2 separate regions of the Homo sapiens genome follow, and region 2 is linked to region 1. The links are chromatin loops, found by intact Hi-C in ENCODE. Cell type or tissue: A673. All regions are shown on one strand. Links, peaks and the distances in the headings refer to the core of each region. The heading gives the core; the rest is flanking DNA. Region 1 has its middle 73 kb from the start of MIR4771-2. Region 2 overlaps ACOXL (acyl-CoA oxidase like).

Region 1 (15,828 bases), core at 2,985-10,984:
CTGGAGGCTACACTTAAAATAAAAAAAGAACAAAAAAATCTTTATTAGGGTGTAACTCTTCACAGTTATTCCTAGTGCATAGGGGAGCAACTGTTCATGATGTTTTCTGGAGGCTTCTTAAAGGAAACCTCTCACCCTCTCTCGGGTGTGGCACTTGGCTGCTGGGAACAGACAGTTTATCTTGCAGAGAAAACTGTTTTGCAAGAGGTTTCCCACCATTATGGTCTGAGGGAGGGTCCCTGCCAGCTTTTCTTAGTCACTTGGGCTTAGAGGGAAGGTGGTTTTCGTTTTTTTTTCTCTGTTCTTTTTTTCTGAAGGCAAGAGCCATCTGGGGGCAGGGCACACATGGGTAATTACCCTGACTTGGAGAGACAAAAGGACTGCTGATCAGCAGTTCTCAGGGCAGCTGCAGGTGGCTGATGCTTTTGGTGGAATATCACAAAGTACCCAGGCTGGGGGTGAGTCAGAAATCCTTAGGTCACTTGTGGTTTTCTTTCATGGTTTTGCTGTGACTATTAACTTGTTTTTACTTAACAAGAAAAACAGGTGTTTGGGTGTCTGTTTGAAACAGTGCTGCCCTGCTGTTAGCAACTCACTGTAGTCACGAGGCTGCCCTGGCTTGGCGACACTGAATACCTAACTGGAATAAGGAGCAAACCCTGGAAGAAGCCGGAAGCCAGTCCCGTGAGAGGGATGGGGCATCCCTGAGCACAAATACAGAACCTGGTTGTTGTGAATTTAAATCGAACTTGGAGTCAATCAGCCAATTCATTAATTTGAATTGCTTACTTACTGCGCCAGCCCCTAGCACCCTCCTGCACAGCTTTGGAGATGAACTTCCACCTTGGAATAAGCGTGTGTGCTTGGATCTTGGCTTTGCTTTTGTATGTGTAGCCAGGTGAGCCGGCAGCTCTCACCTGAGTTGTGTTGCTTTCTGGAGGGAAATAGAGGCAGTGCCTTCGTCCACATGCTGCTGTGGGTTTTCTTTCCACCTGGCCAGGCAGCCAGATGCTGCAGCTTTTTAAGTCTCATTAACGTCAACGTGTGCACTGCCCGTTACCAGTACCAAGAGACTGACAAGAACTCCTGCCTCCCCAGCTGCAGGTGCTGAAGGCTTCCCTCAAGTCCTTAGGCCTTAAAGGATGAGTTTCAGGCTTTCTGCAAAGACTATCAGAAATGGGAATCTGGCTCAAAGCAAGTCTGTGCAATTCTGCACAGGGATCAAAGGAAATGGAGGCACCAGTTTGAGTCCTGGGCCTTGGGCCTGGACATGGCTGGGATCTGCCAGAAAAACAGACCAGGAACTCTTTTTTTTCTCTTTTTTTTGAGACAGTTTCTTGCTCTTGTCACCCAGGCTGGAGTGCAGCGGCACGAACGCAGCAACTTACCGCCGCATTGACTTCCTGGGCTCAAGCGATTCTCCCACCTCAGCCTCCCAAGTAGCTGAAACGACAGGCATGTGCCGGCTAATTTTTCAGTTTTTTGTAGAGATGGGGTCACACTATGTTGCCCAGGCTGATCTCTGACTCCTTGGCTCAAGTGATCCTCCTGCCTTGGCCTCCCAAAGTGCTGGGATTACAGACATGAGCCACCACGCCCAGCCTGCTCTTTTTTTTTTTTTTTTTTAATTTCTTTAAAAAAATTTTTAAAAAGAAAATTGGGTGGAGAAAAACAAAGTGTTTTTTAAAAGAAAAAACAAAAACAGGAGTGGGGCTGTATTCTGCAGCTTGGAGCACAGGTGACTGTAATGCCGAATAGTGATTGCTCAGGGCATAGCCTTCCCCATCCCCTTTCACCAAACCAGACCCCAAGGCTGTGGGAATTCCTGGAAATCATGGGGTACTTGTGCTCTGTCCTGTATGGCCGAGAGCTCCAAAGATTTGCTGCCTTGCTGTGCCACTGCGGCTGGCAGGGAAGAACCAGAGCAGCCGGTGAGTCAGACACTCGGGGTGATTGTTGCTGAAGTCATTTCTGAGGGAGGTGGTCAGCACCTCACTGCAACCAACTGCTCTCCAGGAGGCACCAGTTGCAAAGGTGGGCGAGTGCAGTCGCTGCAGGCAGACTTTGCTCTGTATCTTGCTGTGTCCCCAGTACTGTGGACATGCCCAGATCCCAGCAGACAGTTCATCTGTTGGATTAATCTGTTTTATTCTTTTTGAAGAAGAGGCAGTCCAGGGTGGAAAGCCTGAGAGTGCATCACCCGTCACTTCAGGAGACATCCTCACCTCCGATTCCTTATGTATATCAGATAGGGTGTTCGTGGGCCCTTCCCTGGGCCTCCCTGAGGTGTGAATTGCCTGTGTGAAGGGAAGTTGAAGCTGGTGCCTTGTAGGTCCCCTAACAGTGGCTGCAGGTGAGCCCTGAGCCATCTGGGCAAAGCCAGCTGTCATAAATGACCAAGCAAGTTGGCTTGTGGCTAAATTGATGTCCTCACCAGCATGTCCTCGCCAGAAGGGTGAAACTTCATCAGGACAGGCCGCACGCCAGTCGCAACTGCCCTTGAGGCAAATGAGAGACTCCTTCCATCTCTGCAATTCCCACACTTGGGGAGTGCCTGTGCTTTGCAGAGGCCCATGGTGAAGAGACAAGGGTGGCTTATTGTCTGGCTGGGGAAGCCCAGGGCTCAGGGCTCCTGGCACAGGGAAGGTGCCGGGAGCCCACAGGCTTCCAAGGGCCTGAGTGAGGATGGCTGGTGGATGTCTGCCCTGCTGGCCACGCTCACTACTCACCGAGGCAGAGTTGGCTCTGCTCAGCCTCTGAATGCCTAGGAGGCATTTGTTGTCTGTGCAGGGACAATGAGAATCCAGGATTAGAGGGGGACAAGGGTCCTAAAATCCACACAGGCCACTCCTAAGGTTTGTTGATTTGACTAGCATGAATTGAGTGCCTACCGTATACAGGAAACTGTGCCAGGTTCACAGGGATGTATCTGTGGCTGGTAGTGGATGAAATGAGGCATCGTGACAGGAGCTGCTGTCAAGCTTCCCGGAGCCTGAAGGTTCTTAGGGAAGTGGAGATGGGGATGACAGGGGCATTCAGGAACTACCAACAGAAGAGAAGCATTTACTCTTTTCTCTTTCTTTCTTTCTTTTTTTTTTTTTGAGACAGGGTCTCACTCTGTGGCCTGGGCTAGAGTGCAGTGTGGTGTGATCATAGCTCACTGCAGCCTCGGTCTCCCAGGTTCAAGCGATCCTCCCACCTCAGCCTCCCGAGTAGCTGGGACTACAGATGTGCACCACCACACCCGGTGAATTTTTGTATTTTTTTGTAGAGACAGGGTCTTGCCATGTTGCCCAGGCTGGTCTCGAATTCCTGGGCTCAAGCAATTCGCTCACCTCAGCCTCCCAAAGTGTTGGGATTACAGGTGTGAGCCACTGCGCCCTGCCAGCTCTTTTATGTTTAAAATCCAGTCCTTGGTTTTTGTTTATCCATCTGGCAGTGGCTCCAGGAATACAGTCACCCCAGCATGTCTGCCACTTACCTGCCCAGGTCGATCTTCCCATCTATCAGACTTGGGCACAAAGTGTGGCGGGTTGGTGCCTAGAAGAGAGATCAGGAGGAGGGGAGACCCCACAGAGCAGTCTGGTGCCCCTCCTCCTCTGTTTACCGACTTCCTTGGAAACCAGGACCATGCTTTACTGCCTGTGCTCCATTGTCCTCTCACTTCCTGGAGATGGACACTGAGTCCCTTTTTCTCTCTCCCAACATCGAATGACCCTGACCTTTCCTTCCTCCACAGTCCGCACTTCACCAGAACATGATCTCGCTCTGTGCGAAGATGCATGTGGTCCGGGGAGGGGAGCCTGGCCTGGCCTGTCCTCCAAGTCTGCCTTCCGGAGGGAGCGAGAAGTCGTGGGCTGAAGCTGAGTGTCTCTCCCCGCAGCCATCAGGAGTCCACCAGCTGTGGACACGTGGGAGGGGTTCTTCATTCTTGGGGCCTCCCTTCCTTTGTGCTCACACAGAGAGGGAGCTGTGAAAACTGCTCTAACACAAGGGCCTGGGAGAGAAGGTGGACCGACCGCACCTTTCATCTGGTGTGGGTGGGGAATTGTCTTTCCTTGTTCTCAGTTCCTGTGAAGGGAATTTCCTCTCCCCTACCACGGAGGGGCAGTGTTGGGCTGAACACTTTGTTTTTCTGCACCCAATTTTCTGACTTGCCCCCAGGGAGGTGCTGTGTTTTGTCTGACCAGAGAGACTGTTGAGGGCCTGATGCATGTTGGCTCAACTTATGAGCGACCATGGCCACCATGTTGCTGTCATGAACTCTCTCCCTCTCTCTCTCTCTCTCCTCCTCTCTTCTCTCTCACCCACCACGCATCTCACCACCGGGAAGAAGTGCCAGGGCCCTTCTCTGTTTTCTTTCTGAGGGAAAAGGACATCTGTGGCAGAACCAGTCTCTTTTGACAGCCCATTTCTTGCCTGCCGTCTGCTGGACCTTTGGGCCGGGGCGTAACCTTCCAAACGGGACTTGGCAGACTCAATTCTCCCCTTTGGCAGTTCCGAGCCCAAGACTTGAGGGTGATGCTAGGAGCCTCCAGTTCGCCCTCTGGGACCAACCAAGTTCTAGAATCCAGCTTTTCCACAGAGCGGTGAGCTTTCCAAGTTTGGGGTTATCTAGTCCTTATGTTCATCAAGTGTTCTCTCACATGAGTTGTAAGATTTCAGGGAAATGTAAGTTTTCTTGAGCTCTGGCTAATCAGAAATACTCTTAGAAGTGTCTCCACTCATTCATGAGTATCATCCATGTCCTTATTGCAGTCACATTTTACGAGTTGCACTGATCTCATTGGCCAGTCTCTGCTCCATGGTGTCCAGGACCTCAGCTGGTGAGGCGCAAAGTGTCAGGTGAGGTGCAAAGGCTGAGGCCTGGAGTCCTCCAAGGCTCCCTTGCACTTATGGCACTTCATGCCAGTTATCAGCTGGGACTTCGGTTGGAGCAGGCTGCCAGCACACCTGCGTGTGGCCTGGGCCTTCTCTCAGCACTGTAGCCTCAGGGCAGGAGTGGGTGTCAGATTTCTTACTTGGGGCTCAAGATTGCAAATACCAAGGTGGAGACTGCATCTCATTTTATGACCCAACCTTGGAAGTCATGTGAAACACTGGCTACATTCTTTTGGTTGCAGGCAAGTCCCAAACCTTTCCAGATTCAAGACATAGGGAATTAGATTCTAGCTCTTGGTGGAGGAAGATGAGTTTCTAGAATAGCATGTGGGATGGGAGGTATTCTGAGGCTACCTTTGGAAACACAATCTGCCATAGACCAGTCAGGGAGAAGGAAACTGTAATGCTTCCTCTTTCATCTGCCCAGGCTTACTGGTAGACACATGGTTGAGAAGGGCAAAACCTAGGCCAGGTGCGGTGGCTTACACCTGTAATCCCAGCACTTTAGGAGGCTGAGGTGTGCAGATCACTTGAGGTCAGGAGTTTGAGACCAGCCTGGCCAACATGGTGAAACCCTGTCTCTGCTGAAAATACAAAAATTAGCCAGGCATCGTGGCAGGCACCCGTAATCCCACCTACTCGGGAGGCTGAGGTGGGAGAATGCCTTGAACCCGGGTGGCAGAGGTTGCAGTGAGCCAAGATCACACCACTGCACTCCAGTCTGGGCAACAGAGTAAGACTCCATCTCAAAATAAATAAATAAATAAAGCAAAACCTGGCAGGAAAGCTCCCATGAACAACCAGTAATGGAAACAGTTGCAGATTTCTCATGCCTTTGACCAGGAAACACCCACATGGAGGGCAGGGGGCTTGGGCACCTCCATGTGGTTGGCCAGCTCCACGGGCTCTTCTGTACTCTTGAATCTGAGCTCTTGCATTATGCAGTGAAGTAGCTATTTCCTTGCCATTTTGGGCCAAAAATACTACCACAAAGCGGGGATGATAGCTTTCTGTAAAAGTGCTTTGTGTAGTGCCTGGGACCTAGTACATGCTTAACAAACAAGAATATTATTATTCTTGTCTGGCTTTCTCATAATCATTAATGCATGCTCTAGGAGGAATAGTGTGTCCTTTCTCTTCTTCTCCTTTTTTTTTTTTTTTTTTTTTTGAGATGGAGTCTTACTCTGTCGCCCAGGCTGGAGTGCAGTGGCTTGATCTCTGCTCACTGCAACCTCTGCCTCCTGGGTTCACGCCATTCTTCTGCCTCCGTCTCCCAAGTAGCTGGGACTACAGGTGTCCACCACCATGGCCAGCTAACTTTTTTGTATTTTTAGTAGAGATGGGGTTTCACCATGTTGGTCAGGCTGGTCTTGAACTCTTGACCTCAGGTGATCCACCTGCCTTGGCCTCCCAAAGTGCTGGGATTACAGGCGTGAGCCACCGCGCCCGGCCTCTCTTCTTTAGTCCAGAAGATGGACTGTGTGAAGAAAGTCTCCGCCCAGCCACTGTCCTGAGGGTTTATAAAAGTCCACCTCACCCTTACCAGCTCGAGTTCCTAAAAGGTGAGGAACTTTGTGGTGATAATTTTAACATTACAGTATCTATTCAGATAGGTAGAAAACTGACTTATTCTGTTTATTTTTTTATTTATTATTATTATTATTATTATTTTGAGATGTAGTCTTGCTCTGTCACCCAGGCTGGAGTACAGTGGCGCAATCTCAGCTCACTGCAACTTCCGCCTCCCAAGTTCAAGCAATTCTCCTGCCTCAGCCTCCCAAGTAGCTGGGACTACAGGCACCATATTAGCCAGGATGGTCTTGATCTCCTGACCTTGTGATCCACCCACCTCGGACTCCCAAAGTGCTGGGATTACAGGTGTGAGCCACCTCACCTGGCCTAAACTGCCTTATTTTAAAGCCTTTAGATTGTTATGTGTTTTGGGCATGTAATGCCTATTGAATGAATCTTATGTGTGGTGAGCATAATTATTTCAAAACATCTATGATCCAATAATTCTTTAATATTATCTCCTTGAACTTGCACACTGGCTGTCTATCACTGTTCAGGTGGAAAAGAAAGTAAACTTCTTTAAACAAGTGGCTTCAGGATCACAGTAACATTTGTTTTAGGGCTGTGTGTGTGTGTGTGTGTGTGTGTGTGTGTATCATGTTTTGATACTTAGATGCTTAGACTCAGAGCAGTAGCTCTGCTGGGGACTTAGTGAGTGACGGAATACCAGCAAATGGCCACATGTGGGTGTGCGTTCTCCACGTATGGATCAGAGACCTGGAGCACATGGAGGTTCTGCCAGCTCGCACACCAGCATTCAGCAAGCAGATGGTCCTGGCAATATTTGCAGCCATTGAAAATCATGTTTTCCAAGAATATTTAATGACGGAGAGAAATATGATCTAACGTGAAGTGAATTGCATCAAGACTCTGAACTGTGTACCCAGGATGGTCTGATGAGTCAGCTATAATAACCACAGGCAGGAAGTGGAGCCAACCAAACCCTGCTGACTCATTCCCATGGACGGGGAGAAGGGGAGGAAGCTCCTATAGAAGGTGCCCAGCCCTGGGAAGGTCAGTTAACGCCTGACTGACAGGGTCAGAGGAGGAGGAGGAGCGAGCCGGGCAAGAAAGGGGGCGAGGCTGCTGGGAACAGGACAGGGCAGCACCCCTGCAAAGGTCATCATGTGGACCATTTTCCCAGGTGCCAACCCCAAACTGTCCTACCCTTTTCACTAAAGGGTGTTGGCTGCCGAGCTCTTGTTTGGTAGTTCCTTGAGTGTCCCTTAAAGTCACGTCTACATGCTTTTTAAATTTTAATTTTACAGTACTATTTGAAAGGCAACTTGAATGTGGTCTAGTCCCATAACTAGAGGGTCGGCTGAAATGAATCTATGTGGCTTCAAAAATAAATTGCAAATGTATCTTTCAGTTGTCAACCCTAATAGTTATCAATAACTTGCTTTGGGAAAGATCTTTCATCTCTATGTATTTACTATGATTAGACTCCATTAATACTATTAATATTAATAATAATATTAATCTCTGTGGCCTTTGCAAACAGTGGTGTTTATTTATTTGTAGCTGTTGGTTCAGATAGAACTGAAAAGGAGGGAAAGTGGTTTGTCTTAAGAAGGTGATGAGATGGAAAAGAACACCTTCTGGTTCTGAAGTGACCGCTTTCCACGTGCCATTTTCCCGGCCCTGCTGCCCTGTGACCTCTCCCAGGATCACTTAAGGAAAGAAAGAGGAGCTCAGACTTCCCTTCAGGGGTCTGACACCCTGGGGGCTTGGCTGCCACAGGAGTTTCTTGGCATTCAGGCTGGGGACATCCTAATTCTTGCACCTGAGAGGCCCTGTCTCTCTTCCTCCAACATTACTGACAGGCATCACGGGGTTAATTGGTGTGTGTCTAAGTTCCTTCCAAGGGAAAAGTTGTGCACATCCTTGTTAAGAGGAAAAGGAAAAAAAAAAGCTTGTTTTTTTCAGGAGGTCTACATGTTTATTGTTGAAAATGTGTATATTGACTCTCTGCTATGTATCTTCTTGTTTTTTTAAATTTTTACTTTGAAATAATTATAGACTCATATGAAGTTGTAAACATAGTACAGAGAGGTCCTGGGTACCCTCCACCCAGGTTCCCCCATTGGTTATATCTTATATAATTATAGTACAGTACCCAAACCAGGAACCTGGCATTGGTATATTGTGTGTGTATAGTTTTATGACATTTTATTACATGTGGAGAGCACTGAAACCACTACCACAATCAGGACACAGAACTGATTCGTCGCCACAAAGGGACACTGCGCTTCCCCTCCGCAGTCACACCCCCTCCGCCCCCATCGTCCCCAACCCCCGTAACCACTAATCTGTTCTCCGTGTCTATATTTTAGAAATGTTATATAAATGGAATCACACAATATATGACCTTTTGAGGCTGGATTTTATTTAATTAATTTATTTATTTGAGACAGAGTCTGGCTCTGTTGCCCAGGCTGGAGTGCAGTGGCGTGATCTTGACTCACTGCAACCTCTGCCTCCTGGGTTAAAGCAACTCTCGTGCCTCAGTCTCTCAAGTAGCTGGGATTACAGGCATGTGCCACCACTCTTGGCTAATTTTTATATAGTATTTTCAGTAGAGATGGGGTTTCATCATGTTGGCCAGGCTGGTCTCAAACTCCTGGCCTCAAGTGATCTGCCGGCCTTGGCCTCCCAAAGTGCTTGAATTACAGGTGTGAGCCACCATGCCCAGCTGGAGACTGGGTTTTTTGTTTTTTTGTTTTTTTTCACTCAGCAGGATTCCCTAGAGACCCATCCAAGTTGTGGCATATATCAATAGTCCATTCTTTTTTGTTGCTGAGTAGTACGCCATGGTGGTCATTAATTTTATGTGCCAACTTGGCTAGGTCATGGTACCCAGATATTTGGTCATGCGTTATTCTGGATGTTTCTGTGAAAGTATTTTTTTTTTTTTTTTTGAGACAGAGTCTCGCTCTGTTGCCCAGGCTGGAGTGCAGTGGCGCAATCTCGGCTCATTGCAAGCTCTGCCTCCGGGGTTCACACCATTCTCCTGCCTCAGCTTCCTGAGGTAGCTGGGACTACACGCGCCCGCCACTGCGCCAGGCTAATTTTTTGTATTTTTAGTAGAGACGGGGTTTCACCGTGTTAGGATGGTCTTGATCTCCTGACCTTGTGATCCGCCCACCTCGGCCTCCCAAAGTGCTGGAATTACAGGCGTCAGCCACCGTGCCCAGCCCACGCCTGCCTAATTTTTTGTATTTTTTAATAGAGACGGGGTTTCACCACTTTAGTCAGGATGGTCTTAATCTCCTGACCTCGTGATCCACCCACATCGGCCTCCCAAAGTGCTGGGATTACAGGCGTGAGCCACTGCGCCCGGTCTCTGTGAAAGTATTTTTAAGATGAGATTAACATTTACATCGGTAGACTTTGAGTAAAGCAGACTATTCTCTATAATGTGGGTGGGCCTCATCCAATCATTTGAAGGCCTTAATAGAACAAAGACTGATGTTACCCAAGGAAGAGGGAATTCTGCCAGCTGACTGCTTTGAGACTTGAGCTGCAACCTCAACTCATTCCAGCCTGGCAGCCTACCTTGCAGATTTTGGGCTTGCCAGCCTCCATAATCATGTGAGGCAATTCTTAAAATAAATCTCTCTCTCTCTTTACACACACACACACACGCTCGCACATGCATGCAGATGCACACCTATTGGTTCTGTTTCTCTAGAGAACCCTGACTAATACATCCATGGCATGGATATACTACAGTTTGCTCAACTATTCACTCATTGAAGGATATTTTGGTTGTTTCCAGTTTTTGGCTATTATTATAAATAAAGTAACAATGAATATTTGTATAAAGGTTTTTGTGCAGACATAAGTTTTTATTTCTCTGGGATAAATACCCAGAATTGCAATTACTGTGTTATAAGGTAAGGGTATGTTTAGCTTTTTAAGAAACTGCCAAACTATTCCCCAGAGTGGCTGTAGATTTTTATGTTCCTACTGGCAATGTGGGAGAGACCCAGTTTCTCCACATCTTTATCAGCATTTGCCATTGTTACTACTTTTATTTTAGAGGTTCTAATAGGTACGTCGTGATATCACATCATCATTGGTTTTAATGTGCATTTCCCTGATGGCTTGTGTGTTAGTTAGTTTGCATTGCTATAAAGGACTACCTGAGGATGGGTAATTTGTAAAGAAAAGAGGTTTATTTTGGCTCACAGTTCTGCAGGCTGTACAGGAGGTATGGTGCGGCATTTTCTTCTGGTGAGGCTTTAGGAAGCTTTTAGCCGTGGCAGAAAGTGAAAAGGGAGCTAGTGTGTCACATGGCAAGAGAGGAAGCAAGAGAGATGCCAGGCTCTTTTAAACAACCAGCTGTTGTGTGAACTCACAGAGCAAGAACTCACCCATCACCCAGCCGTTTATGAGGGATCTGCCACCATGACCCAAAACCTCCCACCAGGCCCTACCTCCATCAGGAATTGCATTTCAACATGAGATTTCGAGGGTACAAATATCTAAACTATATCAACTTGTAATGCGGAACATGTTTTCGTGTGCTTATTTGGCATTTGTAAACTGTCCTGCAGTCAACTCTTTGCCCATTTTTTAATTGAATTTTTTCCTGTTTTTCAAGAGTTAAAAAATATATTTTAGATATAAGCTCTTTGTCACAAATATGGTTTGCAAATTATTTCTCCAAGTCTGTGATAGGATTAACTTTTAAATGTTCCCCAAGAACCTTATCCCCTATTCAGTCAAACACGGATCTACTGCTGTGAGGGATTTTCAGATGCAATTAAGGTTACTAAGCAGCTGACTTCAAAATAGGAAGATTTTCTTGAATTATCTGAATGAGGAAAACAGAAGAGATGAGGCAGAAGAGGAGGTCAGAGTAATTCCAAGAGTGAGAAAGGACTCAACCCACCACTGATGACTTCAAGATGGAGGAAGTAAGGCAGGAGCCAAGGAATGCGGGAAGAGCCTAGAAGCTCAGAATAAACCTGGGCTGCCAGCCAGTAGGAAAATGGGAACCTCAATCCTATGACTGCGTGGAACTGAACTCTGCCAACAACCAGAATAAGCCTGAAAGTGTATTAATCACCAGAGCCCCCAGAAAGGCACACAACCTTCCTGCTATGGGAGATTAGGAACAAAGAAACCAGTTGAGCCTGCCAGATTTCTGACTTACAGAAATGTGAGATAATAAATGGGTGTTTCAAGCTGCCAAATTTGTGGTAATTTGTTATGGAAGCAACGGAGCACTAATACATAGACTGTGGTTTGTCTTTTCATCTTTTTACCAAGGTCTTTCACAGAGCAATAGCTTTAACTTTGATAAAGTCTGATTTGTCATTTATTTTCCTTTATGGGTTATGCTTTGGTATCAAGTTTAAGGACTGTTTACCAAGCCCTGTGTTCTGAAGATCTCCCCCAGGTATTCTTCTAAAGGTTTCATAATTTACATTTTATTTATTTTATTTTATTTTTTATTTATTTATTTTTTTGAGATGGAGTCTCGCTCTGTTACCCAGGTTGGAGTGCAGTGGCACGATCTCTGCTCACTGCAACCTCTGGCTCTCGAGTTCAAGCAATTTTCCTGCCTCAGCCTCCTGAGTAGAGTAGCTGGGACTACAGTCACACACCATCACACCTGGCTAATTTTTGTATTTTTAGTAGAGATGGGGTGTTGCCATGTTGGCCAGGCTGGTCTTGAACTCCTGACCTCAGGGAATCCACCTACCTCAGCCTCCCAAAGTGCTGGGATTACAGGCATGAGCCACCATGCCTGGCCCATAGTTTACATTTTATATTCAAATATATGATCTCTTTTTGAGTTAATTTTTGTGTAAAAAATGAGGTGTAAGTAAAAAATTTTCCTTCCTTCCTTCTTTCCTTCCTTCCTTCCTTCCTTCCCTCTTCCTTCCTTCCTTTTGCCATTGAACATCCCCTTACTCCAGCATCATTTATTGAAAAGACTACTCTTCTTCCATAGAATTGCTTTTGAACCATTATCAAAAATCAGTTGGCTTTCTCTTCTGTTTCATTGGTCTGTGCATTTATTTTCCTGCCAATATCACACAGTCTTCATTACTGAACTATACAATAACTCTTAAAATTGGGCCAAGGGACTCCTCCCATTTTATTTTTTGAAATTGTTTTAGCTATTCTAGTTTATTTGATTTTCCATATAAGTCGTAGAATAACCTTATTTATATTTAAAAATATCTTTCTAGGATTTCAATAGAAATTATTTAAACCTGTACATCTATCTGGGAGAATTGGCAACTTTACTATGTTGTTTATTACAATTCATGAACATAGTATATCTATTTGTTTAGTTCTTTGATTTCTTTCATCACTATTTTTTGGATCTAGGAGTTTTAATTTTTTGGTAGATTTCATAGCGTTTTCCATGGACATCATCATGTCATCTGCAAAGAGCAACGCTTTACTTTTTTTCTTTCTGATCTGTACGCCTTTTCCTTTTATTTACTTTTTTTTTTTTGCCTATGGTGCTACTAAAACTTTCAGTACTAAGTTGATAATAGCATGACAGCAGACATCCTTACCTTGTTCTTAGGTGGAAAACATTCACTTTCATCAAGTTTGGTGTTAGCCATCGTTTTTGTGGATGTTGTTTATCAAGTTGATATTCTCATCTATTCCTAGTTTTCTGAGAGATTTTGTCATGAATGGGTATTGAATTCTGTCAAATGTTTTCTCCACATCAGTTGATATGATCATGTGATTTGTGTTCTTTCTCCTGTTGATGGTGAATTACATTGATTGACTTTCAAGTATTGCACCAACCTTGCACCCCTGAAATAAACCCCACTTGGTCATGTGGTATAATTCTTTTTATATATTACTAAATTTTATTTATTAATATTTTGTTAAGAATTTTAGCATCTATACTTAATGAAAGGTATTGGTTTCTAAGTTTTTTTTGTACTGTCTTTGGTTTTATTATCAGGTGATACTAGATTCATAAAATAAATTGAGAAGTATTCCTTTCTTTTATTTTCTGGAAGAAATTGCATAAAATTGGTGTTTTAAACATATTTGTTAGAATTTCCTTCTGTGAAACCATCTAGGCCTGGAGTTTTTTTAAGACAGTTTAAAAATTATTAGTTATTTATTAGTTTCAGGGCTATTGATAGTCTCTATTTCATCTTGGTGAGTTGTGGTAGTTGGTACTTTTCAAGGAATTGGGTTATTTCACTGAAGTTGTCAAATTTATGCATGTAGTGTTGTTTGTAGTATTTCTTTATTATCTGTGCAGTGTTTACAATAGCTATGGCTTTATCTCCGATTTCATTTGTGATGTTGGTGATTTGTGTTTTCCCTTTCTTTTTTCTTGCTTGAGATTTGTCAATTTCATTGATCTTTTCAAAGAACCAGCTTTTTGTTTCACTGATTTTCTGTATTAATTTTTCTGTTTTCAGTTTTATTGATTTTTGCTTTGTTCTGATTTCTGGTGTTCTTCCTCCACCCTCCAGCAGGAGAAGCTTGAACTGGGCTTAGGAGAAGTGAGTGGGGTGAGGAAGCCATCTCCACTTTAGGGAGTTGCAGACGGGAGTGGATGAAGGTGGAGGCCAACAGCCTAAGTAGCTGAGAGGGGGTGCTAGAGTAGGTGTTGTTGATTTACTCTCTTTCTGACTCCAGGTTGCACTGCAGAATGAGCTGAAGGTGGTGAGGAGGCAGCCCCCACCAGCACTTCCTGACCTCTCTTTAAGGGGACTCTGGCTCTGGCAGGGCTTTGGGTGCTTGAAGGGTACTCTCTAGTTTAAAACCTCATAAGCCCTGTCAGCAAGAAATGGATGAGGAAGCTGAGACTCCCTAAGCCTCTATGTGGTGAGTGTGTCCCTCCTTACCTGAAGATCCTGAGAATTCTGAGCTCTTCACTTGTGCTTAAGGACAGTGACCTCAGGAGGATTCTTTCTGAAAACGTTTGCACTGGGCATCCTAGTCTCCTCCCTGGGTCCAAGAGGACTTTGTTGGGTGTGGAGGTGAGGTGGACTGGGTGGTGTCCAGTCTGCCCTCCTGCCCTGAAATGGCCTGAGTTGTGTCTGTGCTTTAGTTACCCCAGGTTGTCATGGGGCAGCCAGGCGCAAGCAGAGTGAGTGGGGCCTGGTGGCACAGCAGGGCCTCCATTTAACAGGAGAAACCAGGCTGCTCTCCACATATAAATATAGGAAGGGAAAGTTTCCCAGACCTTTTGGAGTTTAGACAGCTCTTATAAAATGGCATTTTGATGAGCTGAGCATAAATGAATTGGAAACATTCAGATAACATTTCCCCAGAGTGTATAAACCGAAGACAAAAGTGCTTGGCAAAGAGTTTGAGGGGCTGGGCCAAGAGTTTGAAAAATGATTTGAGATGTTGTGATGAACCCAAACTACCACCAGCTTCTCCTGGCTCAGCTGCTTTGGAGAGCCTGGGAGAGGGGGCCTCAGGCAGGAGAGGAGAGATGCTTTCTTTCCCTGGGAACAGAGAGAGCCACTTTGAAACCATGCTCACCTGCATGTAGCTTCCCACCTGGGCTGTATTTGCAGCTAGCGACCAACCATCCATCCATCCATTCATCTGTCCATCTGTCCATCCATCCATCCATCCATCCATCCATCCATCCATCCATCCATCTGTCCATCGATCCATCCATCCATCCGTCCATCCATCTAACTATTCACTGTTTGTCCATCCATCTACCATTTATCCATCCCTTCATCTGTCTGTCCATTCAACCATCCATTCATCCAACCAACACTTGTTAAACACCTACTGTGTAGATGGCTCTGGGAAGACAGAAGGTAACGAGACTTAGCCCCTTCTCTTGCAGAGCTCAGTGTCATGGTGGGAGAATGTTATAAACGAAGATTTGAGGACAGGCAAGCGCTGCAGAATCCCAGGGAGGAGTCACATACTTGTGAAACTGTGAGGGTGACAAGCTTGCCAAATCTTCCAGTGTTACCCCAGCAGGGTGTTAGGATGCCTCTAAGTTGGACCAGGGACCCTCAAGATGAGATGTTATTTGGAATAGAAGGTAAAGGAAGGGGTTCACCTTGCCCCTGAGCTCAGAGCTACACCAAACCTACTGTAAGACAGTGGAATTCAGACATCACAGCAGTGGGATGGTCATCATTGGTAAGGGAGAGACCTCTTTCTCTTAACATTGACCCCGGGACCACTGCTTTACCCCATGCAGCTCCTAACCGAATCCTATGGGGAAGATACTGCTGTTCTCTCAGGAAATGGAAGCTAAGTGTGAGGACTCAGTTTGGGGCCACCTGGCTGGCAAAGGGAGAACTGAGACTTGAATCTGGGCCCATTGACTCCTGTACTGGGCAGTGGGGCTTCTACCCAGTAGGTGAGAGAAGAACTAGGGGTATACTGGTTGCT
Region 2 (15,828 bases), core at 3,120-11,119, 890 kb after region 1:
GTCAGCTTTGGCTGATCACGAGCTTCCGTGTGCTCCCAGGGTGCTGACATCAGCACCTGAAATCATTTCAGGTTTACGCTCTGCTTTTCCAATAGGACTGAAAACCCCTCAAGGGAAGGAATTTCTATGTTCCACCCTCCAATGCTTAGATGTCTTTAGTCCAGCTGGAGTGAATAAACCAGAGGATTTCTAAGGTCATACGTAAAAATGGGGTCATGTCACATTTAACCTAAATCTCCCCCATCCCCCGTCTTTTTAAAATTCCACTTTAAAATGGAGCATAGGCATAGAGTATATATATACATACATATATATACACATACATATATATACCTACTTATACACATATATATATACACACATACACATATATATATACACATACACATATATATACACACATACACATATACATATATATATATATACACACACACACACACACACACACACACATATATATATATATGTTTTTTTTTTTTTTTTGAGACAGAGTCTCACTCTGTCAACCAGGCTGGAGTGCAGTGGTGCGATCTCGGCTCACTGCAACCTCTGCCTCCCGGGTTCAAGTGATTCTCCTGCCTCAGCCTCCCAAATAGCTGGGAATATAGGCGCATGCCATACCACACCAGGCTAATTTTTGTAATTTTAGTAGAGATGGGGTTTCATGTTGACCAGGCTGGTCTCAAACTCCTCACCTCAGGTGATCCCCCCGACTTGACCTCCCAAAGTGCTGGGATTACAGGCATGACCCACTGCACCCGGCCAAGTATACTTTTTGTACTCTCAGCACCTCTAGTGATTTGATGCTCGGAATTATCTTGCAACATTGACAAACATATCCTCTAAATTAAGGAGGCATTTTATGGCAGTAAAAGGTATAATTTGGCTGATGAGATCAGTCCCTAAAAAAAAAAAAAAAAAAAAGTCAGGAGCATGGATTGAAACAAAACTTGGACGAGACGGCAAATAGAAGAAAGGGAACGCGCCACAGTGAGCCAGCCCTTAGTGCCTTACACCATCAGCTATTTATTCAAGCATGAAAACTGTGACATCATTCTCACAACACTAATTAGACAAAGAAATGAGATATGCAAATATTTTTTAAAACTTGATTCTGCAACACTCTTGCCAGATAAAAGTTAATTTAGAAAAACACAACTCATCAGGCTGACTCTGGAGCCAATGTCCATCACCCTAACTACCTGACCTAGGATATCCCTGGAGAAAAATCAAGCACAAGATGTAGGCTGCCCCATGACCCTAGAGACAGCTCAAATCCTTGGAATCTCTCATGGGCCAGGTTGGCCCAAAGATCAGAGGAAGCACAGTTACCCAAGCAAGAAGCACAGAAGTTTCAAGAAACTGAAGATGCTGCACTTTGAGGCTCCAACATGTCCAGCATCCCTTCTCCAGTGCAGCCTCCAGATGAAGGGTCTTTCGCAAGAAGGGTTCTGTGGGACCCTCAAGTCATTCCGTAATCCTCAAGTCATTCCTCAAGTCATCCAAGTGGGACACAGATGTGTACAACCCTGCACTGCCCCACATGAGGTGATTGCCTCGCCAAGCTGCCTCCCCTCACAGAGCCTCTGTTTTCTTGGCTGTGAAACTGGAATCCTGGTGGAGTTGCTGTGAGCACTGAATGAGAACACACACATGGAATCTCAAGAGCCTAGCCCACGGGAGACCATCAGCACGTGGCAGCTCCTTCTCTCCTCCTGGACCGCCTTAGAACAAAGATGCTTGTGATGGGCTGGGTGCAGGGCTGAATTCAGTTCGCAGACAGCTACTGAGGGCCCCCTGTGTGCCTCGCACTGTGTGAAGTTCCTGCCCTTTCGTAGCTAAGGGAGAAGTAGGCAGACTGTTAACACCTGGGGCTGGAATAAGCCAGGCACTAAGAACAGCCCCAAAGGCAGGAAGCTTTCCCAGGGAAGCCACATCCATGCCCAGGCAACGGGTGAGCAAGAGAGGAAGACAGGGACAGTCACGGGCAGAGAGGCCAATCTGTGCTGAGTCCAGAGGTGACCAGGGTGGCCTGTTTGAGGAGCTGCAACCAGGTCTGTATTGCTGGAGTAAAAGATTCATTTCTCTCACCCGGATAGAATTCCCCTTAACCCAGTTCCTCTATACTTTAGGCCACGGCTGCTCTCTGAAGCTTTAATCCTATTACACAGCTGTCTTTAGAGAACAGGAGACCATCCCCGGACCTGTGTATCATCCACCTAGAATAGCACTCCAGTCACACTGACAATGTCATCAGACCCAGGAGACTCAGCCATGAGCAATCTGCAAGGGTGAGCCAAGGAGCAAGTAAGCACTGCAGGAAATAAAAACAAAACAGTCATTGCCCAGATACACACCTGCCTCAGCTGAAAATACCCTGGGGTGCACAAGTCCAAAAGATCTCCATATACACATTAGAAACAGAAAGTGCTTGTTTTTCTTTTTCTAAAGATTTAATTCATGATTCCAGGGCCAATAATACATTTAAATGCCACCAGATGACCCAAACCCAATCTCCACAGAGCTGTGATCTGGACTGACTTATTCTCTACCAAATAAGCCTTCCCCTTTGCCACTATATTTATTCATCTATCTCTCTATCCATCCACCCACACATCCATTCATCCATCCATTCATCCATCCATCCATCCATCCATCCATCATTTATCCATCTACCCATCCATTCATCCATCTATCCATCCATCCGTCCATCCATGCATCCATTTATACATCTGTCTATCCATCCATTCATCCATCCACCCACCCATCCATTCATCTACCCACCCATCTATCCATTCATCCATCTATTCATCTACCCATCCATCCCTCCATCCATCAATTAATCTATCTATTCATCCATCTATACATGCATTTTTCCATCCATTCATCCACTCACCCATCATCCATCTGTCCATTCACTGAGTGCTTACTAAGTACCAGGTCCTGTTCATCCAGAGGTGACCAAGAAGACACAGGTTCTGTCCTCTTGGACTTGACATTCCTAGTGACCAGCCTTGCAGGTGAGGCACCCCAAGCAAGACTTTCTTACCCCTGAGTTTGCTGAGTGGCAAATAAATATAGTTCCACAGAAGCCCTTGGGCACCCCACTCAGGGCCAACCTTGTAGGCAGAGAATGCCTGCTCCTCAGTTTACCTCCTTCGGTTCCTGCCTCTCCAAACTCAGATCAAGCTTGATCCAGAGGGAAGTCCCTACGATGCAGGCAACATTCTCCCCACTGCAAACCATGTAATAATCTGGAAAAGCCACATATCTTCACAGAAGCAGGGGACTTTGCTCCTTATTACAGACATGGCAGCACATACATTTTAAATATGAAAAACATCCCCTCCTTCTAAGGTCCCTGTATTGAAGTTTTCAAGGCACCTCACTTGGATTTTGTACAAATTGAGAAATAAACCAACAAGCATCAGATAGAGGCCAAATTAATAAAATACAAATTAACAAAGGAGAATATGAAATAGATTTCATACAATAGACAAAATGATCAAGAAGCTTGAAGATATTACTACTATAGTGATTGACATGGTTTGGCTGTGTTTCCACCCAAATCTCATCTTGAATTATAGTTCCCATAATTTCCATGTGTTGTAGGAGGGACACATTGGGAAGTAATTGAATCACGGGGGCAGTTTCCCTCATGTTGCTGTTCTCATGATAGTGAGTGAGTTCTCACAAGATCTGATGGTTTTATAAGGGGCTTTTACCCCTTTTGCTCAGCACTTCTCCTTGCTGCCACCATATGAAGAAGGACATATTTGCTCGCCCTTCCACCATGATTGTAAGTTTTCTGAGGCCTCCCCAGCCCTGCAGAACTGTGAGTTAATTAAACCTTTCTTTACAAATTACCCAGTCTCGGGTATGTCTTTATTAGCAACATGAGAACCAACTAATACATTGATGAAGGCATATGTTTCTTCTCCTAACAAGAAAAAAAACAAAGGCAATTAGAAATTCCAGGACAAACTAAAAACCTTAAAAAGTTACAATTATCAAAATATCAAGCAAATAAAAACATGATACAATTCTGAGTAATTTATAGAGTATAAGAAAAGTGATTCCATTTGACCTTGATGCTAGGAATATTGTTGTTCAAATTGTAAAGATATTTTGACATTAGACTTCTAGAGAAGAAATATGATCCTCATATACTATGTAGTTCTACAGTGAACAATACTTCGTAGCCCTGGCCTTAATAACACACAAACTTATAACAATAATACATAAAGTTATAACCCACAAATATTCTACTAACCATTATTTTGCTTCCCTTCTTAGAGCCTGTAAGGGTTTTGTGGTGGCAAATTTAAATGGCCCAGTTCACTTTTTAAAATTTATCTAAGGAATTGTAAACTTTTTTTGGCTTACTAAATTTCATTATGGTAGGCAAAGGTATCCAAACTTGTTCCGTTAAACTAAGCTAAAAAAAAAAAAATCCACTGGACACACTTAATAAGTGTTCATTCTAAATGGCCCTTTTCCCCATAAAAAGTCATCAATGAAAAGGCTGGATCAACTCATTTCCCCTCTTACTCCTGATCCCAGGACACAAAGCTCAGAACCACAGTGACACACAGCTGTGAGGCAAAGTCGGCAGTGCCACTAAAAATTAAACCAGGCCTCAGGTCACAGTGGAGAAGGAGGCCTGGATTCTGGCCCAGCCACTAACTATTTAACATCTACCAAATCCCAGTCTGAGTGAAATGTCCACATTTTCAACGTGGACACCAAATTTTTTAAATATTTGGTTTGGTTTGGTTAACCAAGGCAAATCCAACCATGCATAAAGTGTTCCAGGAACGCCAGTGAGCAGAGTTTATCCCAAGAACATCTGTCTTGAGGACTACAAAGCCACTCCAGCATTGGGTAACGGCCGGACCCCAGTGCTGGAATACCAGAGTGTAAGGCCCAGAAAGCTCTGGGCAAACTGTTACATCTTCCTACATCTCAGGTTCCTCATGTGGAAAATGGGAATCAGGACAGCACTCAGCTCACAGGGTTGCTCTGGTGATGAAATAAACAATTATATGTGAGGTGCTCAGAAAATTGTCCCTGATCAGGAAGGACTCAATACAAGTGAGTTACTATTTGACTGTGGCTTGAGCTGTTGTTGCCTTTCTCTATGGGAATCTACTACAGGATAGAACAAAGGAATGGAGCAATGAGCTGTGGAGTGAGGGAAAAGGACAGTAACCTGTACAAGCATCTATGCTACATGGACTATCAAGTTTCAGGTGGAAAAGCTCCTAGGGACAGCAGGCCAGTTGTCAATCATCCATATCTGACCTTCCAGGTGGCACAGGTCATGCTTTTCCCCAGAGGTGGCCAAAAGGACTTCCATGGAGTGAAGCCTGGGAAGCTCCTCACAGCTGCAGCCTGGGCATCGTTCTCCCGGTAGTAGATGAGCTGGCAGCTGGCGCCAAGGAAGGCAAGCCTCTCCCAAGCAGAGGCCTGGCTGGGAGCACTGGGAAGCAGTCACAATTATGGCAGCATCACACTGCCCCTCACAGCTGCCACTGCCACAACCCAAGGTTTGAGGAGGCTGGGGTTTCCTACAATGCCTGTGTAGCCTCTGATGACTTACTTAAAGGGAGTTCTGTTCCTTGAAATGTCACAGCCACAAACATCTAACATTCATGGGCCACATCAAATGGGGAGAGATGCCCAAGGACTTTCCTCTCCTGTAGCAGAGAGAAACTCCTTACCCTACCAAGAGCTTTCTGGCTGCCCATCTGTGAATGTGACGCAGATACTCTACTCATTGGGGAAGGGCTGGATGTCAGCTCCTAGGTCTTTGTGCCAGAGACCTAGAGGCCTCATTTGGAAAAGCTTCTATAAAGGACATGTACTGGACTCTGACCATAAAAACCCCACAACTGTCTCTGTATGGCATGTTACTCTCAGTACCCGCTGCCACATGTCCCTCCTGCCAGTGTAACCACAGAGGCTCCACACAGCACCAAGTGTTTCAGCTACCCGGATGCACCATGAGTCCCCAGAGGGCACACGCCTGTTCCAGGTCATCTCTGTCACCTCCTAGCACGATTCACAGTGCTGAGAGGAAGGCGTACAACACGTCTTCGTGGAATCGAAGCAAATTCAAAATGGAAATTCTTTCAAATATCCATTTCAGATACACATGTCCTGTGCTACTTACTATCTCTGGCTGCACTTCTCTCTAGCTCTTCGGTCTTTGAGGAAAAGGGCAGTAGATGTATCTTTTAAGGAGAAATGTTTATGAATGGAGCTGGAGGCCATTATCCTCAGCAAACTAACACAGAAACAGAAAACCAAATACGGCATGTTCTCACCTATAGTGGGAGCTAAAGGATGAGAACTTATGAACACAAAGAAGGAAACAACAGACAGTGGGGTCTACTTGAGGAGGGAGTGGGGAGGAGGGAGAGGAGCAGAAAAGGTAACTATTGGGTACTGGGCTTAATACTTGGGTGATGAAATAATCTGTACAACAAACCACCATAACATGAGTTTACCTATGTAACAAACCTTCTCATGTACTCCCCAACCTAAAATAAAAGGTTACAAAAAGGACAAATGTTTAAATTTCGGTTGTTAAATATGTAAACAACTGCTATAGAAAACCAAAAAACATTATTTAACCATTTTATACCCATCCAAAATGCTGCAAACATATGTTTTTAAAGAGGTTTATGAGTCAAATTATATCCTGAAGAGTTGTCAAAATAACTCTACATCCTATTTACAACCTTGGTCTTGAGTCCAACAATTACTCAGCTCATGTATCCTTCTTCTTATGTTGACACTTTTTAAAAATCAACACTGATGCCTGATGAGAAGCTAAATAAACTGATGACAAGAGCAAAAACCTCCCCACTTCTTACATACGAAAGTAAATAAACGCAAAGAAAACAGAACCTGCAAGTCATTATTGGTATTTTCTGCCCTCTGGTGGTCAAGTCCAAGAAGTCTCCACACCAGGAAACAATCTGTGTATTTCACAGATGGCCTCTCTGAGGATCACTCAGGCTAAAGCCTTCATCCCACTGGACTTCCCCAGCAACCAAGTAGGTCCTGCTTCTCTCCTCCCCGCGTGTGTGTGTGTGTGTGTGTGTGTGTGTGTGTGTGTGTGTGTGTGTGTGTGTGTGTATGCAAAAAAAACAAAAAGGATAACGTCAGTCTGAGCAGAACAGGATGAGCAATGTGACCCCACCTCCTCCAAGCACATACAACGTGCCTGAAAAGGCATAAAACTGCAGCAGATGAGCTGTGCTTTCAACTCCCCAACACCATGTTCCATCTGAGCAGATGAGTAAGGCCACCACATCACAAAAGTGTCAACAGAATGAGCATCGGTCAGCTTTGCCTTATTAATATCAGGGAAACACACTCCTGTGAGCACCACACATTTTCAGGACATTACTTTAAAGAGCCCATAGCCTCCCCTTCCATCACCCTCTGTTATGCCACACTGTCTGCGGAGGCAGAGGTCCCACTGTGCTCAACATCAGAGGGTTTCCGTTCCCACCAACCCCATTCAACTCAGTCCCCACACTGACCCCCCACCGTGCAAGACCTACAGAGACACTCCTTACTCTGCCCTTTGCTGCTGAAGGAAGGACAGGCTCTGAGAATGGTGAATGCCTCTGTCCTTTCCTTGAACACTCCTGCCTGAGGAGTTTCTGTGAAGTGTGGTGTCCATCAGGTAGTCGAATGGTTTTCTCTAGGACATTCCATAACTCCCTGATACGCTTTGGCTGTGTTCCCCCCAAATCTCATCTTGAATCATAGTTCCCATAATCTCCACATGTCATGGAAGGGACCCGGTGAAGATAATTAAATCACTGGAGCAGTTTCCCCCATCTTGTTCTTGTGATAGTGGGTGAGTCTCATGAAATCTGATGGTTTTATAAGGGGGCTTTTCCCCCTTTTGCTGAGCACTTCTCCTTGCTGCTGCCATGTGGAGAAGGACGTGTTTGCTTCCCTTCTGCCATGACTGTAAGTTTCCTAAGGCCTCCCCAGCCATGCTGAAGTTTGAGTCAATTAAACATCTTTTCTTTATAAATTAACCAGTGTCAGGTATGTCTTTATTAGCAGTGTGAGAATGGACTAATACACTCCCCATTAACTACTAAATTATACATGAGCTGATTACTCTTGTGTTCAGAGTCTTTGTAGTGGGATGGGTGGGATGAATGGATTATTGGATGGATAAATGATGATGGATGGATGGATGGATGATGGATGGGTGGATGATGGATGGATGAACAGATGATGAATGATGCATGGATGATGAATGATGGATGGATGAACAGATGATGGATGAATGATGAATGGATGATGGATGGGTGGATGGATGGGTGGTGGGTGAATGGGTGAGTGGGTGGATAGGTGGATGGACACAGACGGACAGGTGGTTGAACAGGTGGGTGGATGAATAGGCAATACATGGAAGGAAGGTTAGAAGAGTAAAACGATTTCCATGACATGTAGGGCTCTACTAGGCCTTGCAGGGACTAAATAAAAAAACACAATCCCTGCCCATTAAAGATTGTGTTAGTAATGATACAAAATGAGATCAATCTGTGACAAGAATAGATGAACACAAAGTGATTCCAGAAGACAATAAAAGCAGATGACCTCCAAGCAAAAAGAAAACAGACAAAGGCCTGATCGTGTTACAGCAATAGCCACAAACATTGAGATTATTAATGTGAGGAGGCTGAGTAACCTTCTGCTCAGGAGGAAGTGTCATGGCACCTGGTTTGTGGCCATTAGGACAGATAGAATGTGACACTCTGACACCTGCTGATCTGCCCCAGCCCCAGCCAGTAGCTGAACCAGACAGGCTGAGTGGTGGAGAGCCGGATGACCAGGAGCCAGACACCCTGGTGAGGACATCGACATCAGGACCTCTCTGGAGCTGTGGAAGAGCTTGGGTGAAGGGGCAATCCCAAGCAAGACCTCACAGCAGTGGCAGCATGCAGCCTGCTGTGCTCACCTAACACAGCACAGGCCCACAGAGCCACACCACCACTCCATGTGCGGTGAGAAGGGCCCACACTGGCCACTGACCAACCCTGGCTGGCTCTCAAGGGGACTCAGATGCCCTCAACCTCCTCTTCATTGCTCAAGTCTTCCATGAACCCTTGCAGTCAGAAGGTCACAAAAGGGTTACTCAAGGATGCAATAACCCATTTCAAACCCCCATCAACAGCAGGGAGAGACTCTCCCATGCCTTGCTGAGACCCTTCACTCATACCCAACAATGCACACCGTAGGAAAAGATTGTGTGTCTATCGCCGGTTCTGAGAATCCCCTGAAGCCAGTTTCTTCCCTTTGCTCTCCCTGAAGCTCCTGGTGCTGGGAAAAGCTACCCCCATCTCATATGTGGCACGCTGTACAACTTGGAGATCATCGTTCAGGCTCTCAGGACTGGCTGAGTTGTCTGCCGCCCAGCACCCACGTGCCTGAAAAAACAGCCCAGAATGCTGGTTGCACTCAGCATGCAGCCCCGCAGCTCAGCTGCTGCATGTGACTCTGCAGCCCCAGCCCTGGGCACACTCCCAGACCACCAGGGCCACACTGCCAAGTGTAGGTGAGCACGACCCCAGTGCCTGCTTACAGCACAATGCACGAGTGTGTACACATGAAGCACATACTATGGGGAGCAGTGTCTGCGACAGAGAGGAAGAAAGAAAGAAGACTCCTGGTTCTGGACAGAAGGGCCACGTGGAGTTAGATCAAAGAGGCAGCAACATCCTCCTTCCCACTCAACATGGACCCGGCAGTGGGGGCTGGTATGTGGGAGCACAAGAACCAACATGCACTGAGGGCTTCCCTCTGCTAAGAGATAAGCCAGGGGCTTTGGATGTGAATCCTGATTCAGACCTCATTCACTCTTTCCACTCCTATTTGCTGTTTGTCTGCTATGTGCCCAGCCCTGTGTGTGAAGCTGAACACACAGCAGTGGATGAGGCTGGCAGGGCCCCAGCTGCGTGGAGCTTTTAGGCTAGTGAAGGAGACAGAACCCACCTATTGCACATGAGTTGCTACACTCATGAGTTGTAATACATGCTGCAAGTGGGGAGTCCAGTGCCTTGGGAACAGGTGTCAGAGGAACCACATGCAGGCTGAGGCCTTTCTGAAGAAGGGACAGTCATACAAGCTCTGAAATGTACATGAAAACAACCCATGCAAAAGGGGGGCATCCCCAGCTGGATGGTAGCACATGTAAGCCCCCTCCCACAGTGGCACAGGGGAGAGACAGAAATGAGGCCAGAGGGACAGAGGCCCAGTGGAGAGAGGGGGTACAGTGAGGAGTCATGAAGGATCCTGGATACAGAAACAGAACTTGGGCCTTGATCCTGGGGACCCAGGGAGTGACAAGGGGGCTGAGACAGTGCTGATATTTCACAACCACATCCATGTGTTCTGTGCAGGGGTCTCAAGGAGCAGAGCCCATGGCAGCAGTGTCACCCGGGAACCCAGAAATGCAGACTCTCCACCCCACCCCAGAGCTGCAGAATCACACATCCTGGGGGTAGGACCTAGCTACTGTGCAGCACCTAATTTACAAGATGAGCTTGTCTTAGCTAAAATATTTACCTCTGCGCAAAATCAACCCAAGAGAATGGGCCAGACCTCATTTACACTTCTCACTCTTTCAGGTGCCCAGCTTCCTCCTTCTGAAAAGGTTTCCCAGCCTCCCAGCACAGGCTGCAGAGGTCTCCCAAGCCCCCACTCCCTCCCCTCCCAAACACATTTGCTTCCTTCTCCTCGTGTTCTTGGTAATCACTTAATTTGGTGTGGCATTTCTGACACAAATTAGATGATGGTCAATATGGCAAGGCTTTAAGAGAAAACCTGAAAGTTCCAAGGAATGCCATGGAAATGAAAGAGAACCATGAAAAATATGACATTTGGGCAAAGTTTAAAATGACCGGGCACGCTCAGCCTTGAGTGAATGTCACTGTGGGGAGCTGCGGTGACAGTTTTTTAATACACAAGGAACGCACGTAGGAGAAACGGATCCATTTTTCCACTCATCAGCAAGAGCAGAAGGAGAAGGACCATCTTAGGTTTCAGCCGGGAAAACATATGTCATGTGTTTGAGCCATAGGAGAGGAAGAGCTGCCAAGAGGGCCGGTGAGATCATCCTCACCAGAGACGCTGGAGATGAGATCACAGCGGCCCGGGTCACTGTCCGGCAGGGTGCCTGGACCCTGCTGGCTCTGTGCGGGGTCTTCCCACTGCCTGACAATCCCATTGCCTGGCAAGGTCTGGATAGGCAGGGCAGGTGCTAACTCCGGGTTACTGTGGTTTGCTTCAGACACCTGGGAATTCAAAGGACACTATGCATCTCTGCAAAACATTGCACATTGCCTTGTTACTTGGAGGCGAGGGTACCCAGCATTTGTTTCATGGGAATGCCCATGTCTTCCTTTCCTTTAGCCAACTCCTGTCTTCCCAGTAACGGCAGCAGCAGCAACAAAAACAACAACAACAACCATCACACAAATAACAGCTGTCAGCTATGGAGCATCGCTCTGGGCCAGCGCTGCACACACACCCTTCACTCATGGCTCACCACCATCCTAAGACCCATTTCACACATGAAGAAACTGAGCCCTAGAGAGCGCTATGGCCTGTTCACGGCCCCAGTGCTGGTCATGGGCAGGATGAGGGCTGAGCCCAGGGCTTTCCTGCCCACGATCATGATCACGTCTCCGTGTTGCCGGGAATGAAGTCTGCACATGAGACAACCAATAAAGGAACTGATGCGAATGTGGCCCCCAAGACCCTCCTGGGCCTGGCAGGGGCTGGTCCATGATAACATCCAGTAGAACGGAGAACAGGAACCTTTTAGGAATCACCCACTGTGGCTCCTCTCCCTGGGACACCACCCCCACCCCGCTCCAGATCTGGTGATATTTAAAACCAAGGCCCTCCTGGAAGGCTCCCACCTCTGCCTGGTCTGGTCTGCACCACCCCACACCTTGCCCCACACAACCCCACTGTGGACCCCAATGAGCCTGCAGGGCTGCTGGCGGCATGGACGTCCTTCACACATCATCACCCCATCAAAACCAGCAAGAGTGCAAGGTTTCCCAGGAGCCTGCCTGGCCGCTGACCACCTTGCGTTTTTTATATGCGCCCAGCACTCTCCTCAGAGGGCCCCTGAGTCAGGATGGTCTGCAGGCTACTGCAATTAGAGGGGATATTGTGCAGAGACTGCTATCACAGCTTCAGCTAACCCTGCATCCGATGTTTAACCAATCTTCCCTTTCATGCAATCCTAGGCTCGTCTGGCTTTTCTATTTTTGCCTCTCTCTGGAGTCCTGAGGATGGCTGAAATGGCTTCTGTTGCAGACCTGAGGAACCAGTTTTCCTCGGCACTCTGATGCTGTCTGTGCTGGTGCCTTCACCACAAGGCTTTCTGGGGCCTCATTCAATATCAGACAGTTCAGCCAAGGGACCTGAGCCCCTCCTGACCTGGGACTTCAGACCTGAACACCCACCCGGCCCCACTGAAAGAACCACCACAAAACAAGCACAGGAACTGGGGTGCACGGGCGGGCACGAGGCCAGGCCGCGTACGCGTGTTGATGGCCACAGCTGTGCCCCCTCACAGGAAGCATCATAAGGGGAAGCCCGGGTCAGGACAGGCCATCTGTGAAGCGTGGCCGACCCCGAAGCAAGTAAAGCAGGGCTTTCCTGCTATTCAGACGACTCCGGACTGATGTCAGGCCTGGAGTCAAGGGAATGAAATTTATTCCTTCTTCATGGAAAAGCTGGACTCAAGCCCCAGATGTATATTCCTGGGGAGACTTAATTTTTCTTCTAGCTTCACCAAGCTCAGTGGAGTTTAAAGCAGGCTTTTCCTTCAGGCAAAGAGACAGAGAAGGCCCAGAGAACAAAGTAGACTGGGGCCCTGGGGAGAAGGAGGCCCTTCCAGAGCTTTGCTCTCCAGGCTCCTCTGTCCAACCAATACACGGGAGAGGCAGGGCAGGGAGGCAGAGATGGCTCCTGGAGGTCTGGTCTCATGGCCTCCAGACTGTGATGGAGAACGTTACACCCTATACAGACACATGAGGATCAACACTCCCAGGTGAATTCAGCCAAGACATGCCGACCTTTGCCCACATGGGCCAACCCTTAGCTGCTTCTCCAGCAGATGTGTTTGCTCTGAACATCCCGTTCTCCCTGGTCATCTCTCCTGGCTCTCTTACCACAATGCCTGTGCTCCACCCCCACGATTAGCAGCACACATCTGGGATGTAGATGGGTGGGAGCCCCTCTTAAGAAGGGTGGAGAAAAGTTCCCTGTGGATGGCCACCTGGCACTCCCCAGCATCTAACCGGGAACCCTGGCCATATTATACCAACTGTGGCTCCAGAAGCTCAGCTCCTGGAATTGTTACTCATCCCTGAGTCGTGAGAGAATTCACAGTAGATAATTAAGTTAAAATCAGAGTCAATTACCTTCATGGCACCCATAGCTTGGAAAGCCACAGCTAATCTCGAAGGGGTCAGTGCTGCCAGCATGGCATTGAATCTTGCACTCTTGTTCCTAATAGGCGAATGGTACTGTCCATCTGGAGCCACGGAACCAAACCTGTGGAAAAGAGAGGTGGGGTTTCACAAAAAAGCAGGACATAGCACCACCAGAAACGAAGTCAGGTGGCTCCCATGTGCATACACAGGGAAGCACTCGGATTTCCCCATCGTGGAACTTCCCCCTTGAGACAGAGCGCCGATAAGGGCAGGGGGAGTCCCTCTCCAAGAGATGCTGAGAAAGGCTTGACTCATGGGAGGTAGTGGTTTCCTGAGACATTAAACCAGCACCGGAGCCTGACTGTGCAGACCGCACACTGACCCACTTTTTAAAAACTGAGATGTAATTCACATGCCATAAAATTCATGTACAATTTGATGGATTTGAGTATAGTCACGAAATTGTACAACCATCACCATGATCCTATTCCAAATCATTTCACCACCCCAAAAAGAAACCCCACCCCACTAGCAGTCCCTCCCCATACTCCCCTCCCTCCAGTCCCTGGCAACCATTCACCTACTTTCTCTCTCTATGGTGCCTGTTCTGGGAAAAAATTCACATAGATGGAATCATATCACATTTGGTCTTTATGTCTGGCTTCTTTCACTTGCATAATGTTTTCAGGGTTCACCTGTGTTGTAGCACGTGTTAGTACTCCATTTCTTTTCATGGTTGAATAGTATTCCATTGTATGGATATACCACATTTTATTTCCTGTTTCCTCAGTCGATGGATATTTGGATTATCTTCCCCTTTTTGCTATTGTGAATAATTATGCTATGGACATTTGTGTATAATTTATTGTGTGGATATAGGTTTGCATTTCTCTTGTAGACAACGTTTTCACACATACCTAGGAGTAGAATTGCTGGGTCATAAGATGATAACTTTACACTTTTGAGGAACGGCCAAACTGATTTCCTAGTTGGTGCCACCATTTTGCAGCCCCACCAGCAATGTATAACAAACAGTCCTAATTTCTCTACATCCTCCCCAACACTTGTTATCGTCTGCCCCTTTAATAAGGGACATCAGTTGGGCATGGTGACTTATGCCTGTAATCCTAGCACTTCGGGAGGCTGAGGTGGGAGGATCATCCGAAGTCAGGATTTCAAGACCAGCCTGGTCAACATGGCAAAACCCCATCTCTACTAAAAACACAAAAATGAGCCAGGCATGGTGGCGCATGCCTGTAATCCCAGGTACTCAGGAGGTTGAGGCAAAAGAATCACTTGAACCCAGGAGGCAGAGGTTGCAGAGAGCCAAGATTACACCACTGCACTTCAGCCTGGGCGACACAGCAAGACTCCATCTCAAAAAAAAAAAAAAAAAAAGACATCCTAGTAGGTGCAGAGTGGTATTCACAGTGGTTTTGATTCGTATCTTCCTAATGGCAACGACATTGAGCATCTTTTCATATGCTTAGCAGTCATTTGTAAATCTTTAGTGAAATGTCTATTCAGATTTTTGCTCATTTTAAAATTGGGTTGTCTTTTTATTCTTGAGCTGTAATAGTTATTTCTATATTGTGGATACTATACCCTTATATTAATATATATGACTTACAAATATTTTCTCCCACTCTGTAGGTTTTCACTTTATTCATAGTGTTCTTTGATGCAAAAAGTTTTTTATAACTTCGATGAAGTCCAATTTATCTATTTTTTCTTTGGTTAGTTGTGCTTTTGGTGCCACGTCTAATAGACTGCTTAAACCCAGGTCACAAAAATTCACACCTGTGTTTTCTTCTAAGATTTGTGTAGTTTTAGCTCTTACATTTAGGTCTGTGATCCATTTTGAGTTGATTTTTGTATATGGTAGGCAGTAAAGGTCCAACTTCATGCTTTTGCATGTGGCTATCTAGTTTGTCCCAGCACCATTTGTCAAAAAGACTATTCTTTCCCCATTGAATTGTCTTGGCTCTGCAGTGGAATATTAATTGATTGTAACTGTAAGGATTTATTTCTAGATTCTTCATTCTATTCCATTGTACATATATCTATCCTTATTCAAATACCACACTGTCTTGATTACTTTGTAGTAAGTTTTCAAATCACAGGTATGAGTCCTCCTACTTTGTTCTTCTTTATCAAGATTGTTTTGGCTATTCTAAGTTTCCTGCATTTCCATATGAATGCTGGTGGTCCTGAGGGGGCCTGGGGGACTTTAGCACCCACCAGGATAACTGTGAAGATGCTTTTATTGTTTCCATTTTATTTCCTATCAATTCACAGGAGGAAAATGTTAAGCAGAATTTGGTCCATTTTA

The links. A loop is a pair of places that touch in the nucleus more often than their neighbours do. Peaks named below come from ENCODE experiments on the same cell type or tissue, not always from the same donor. Only the 100,000 strongest peaks of a DNase experiment are listed, where the experiment ranks them.
Region 2: it touches region 1 in a loop (17-fold over the local background); 13 of 110 quality-filtered maps call a loop at or near these places.

What each region holds. Positions count from the first base shown.
Region 1 is chr2:111,690,605-111,706,432 of GRCh38, reverse strand. No RefSeq gene overlaps it. Among named protein-coding and RNA genes, the nearest start is that of MIR4771-2, 73 kb to the left of the region's middle. RefSeq lists enhancers at 1-397, 398-1,183, 3,540-4,325 and a silencer at 267-561. In A673, for the core only: CTCF peaks have their summits at 4,090 and 7,118; DNase peaks (open chromatin) are centred at 4,132, 7,152 and 7,262; H3K4me3 peaks cover 420 bases; H3K27ac peaks cover 1,852 bases.
Region 2 is chr2:110,803,052-110,818,879 of GRCh38, reverse strand. ACOXL (acyl-CoA oxidase like) reads right to left here. Exons shown (of 18, transcript NM_001142807.4): 9 at 13,485-13,617. Among named protein-coding and RNA genes, the nearest start is that of ACOXL, 78 kb to the right of the region's middle. RefSeq lists an enhancer at 5,469-5,969. In A673, for the core only: a CTCF peak has its summit at 6,945 (motif pointing left); a DNase peak (open chromatin) is centred at 6,939.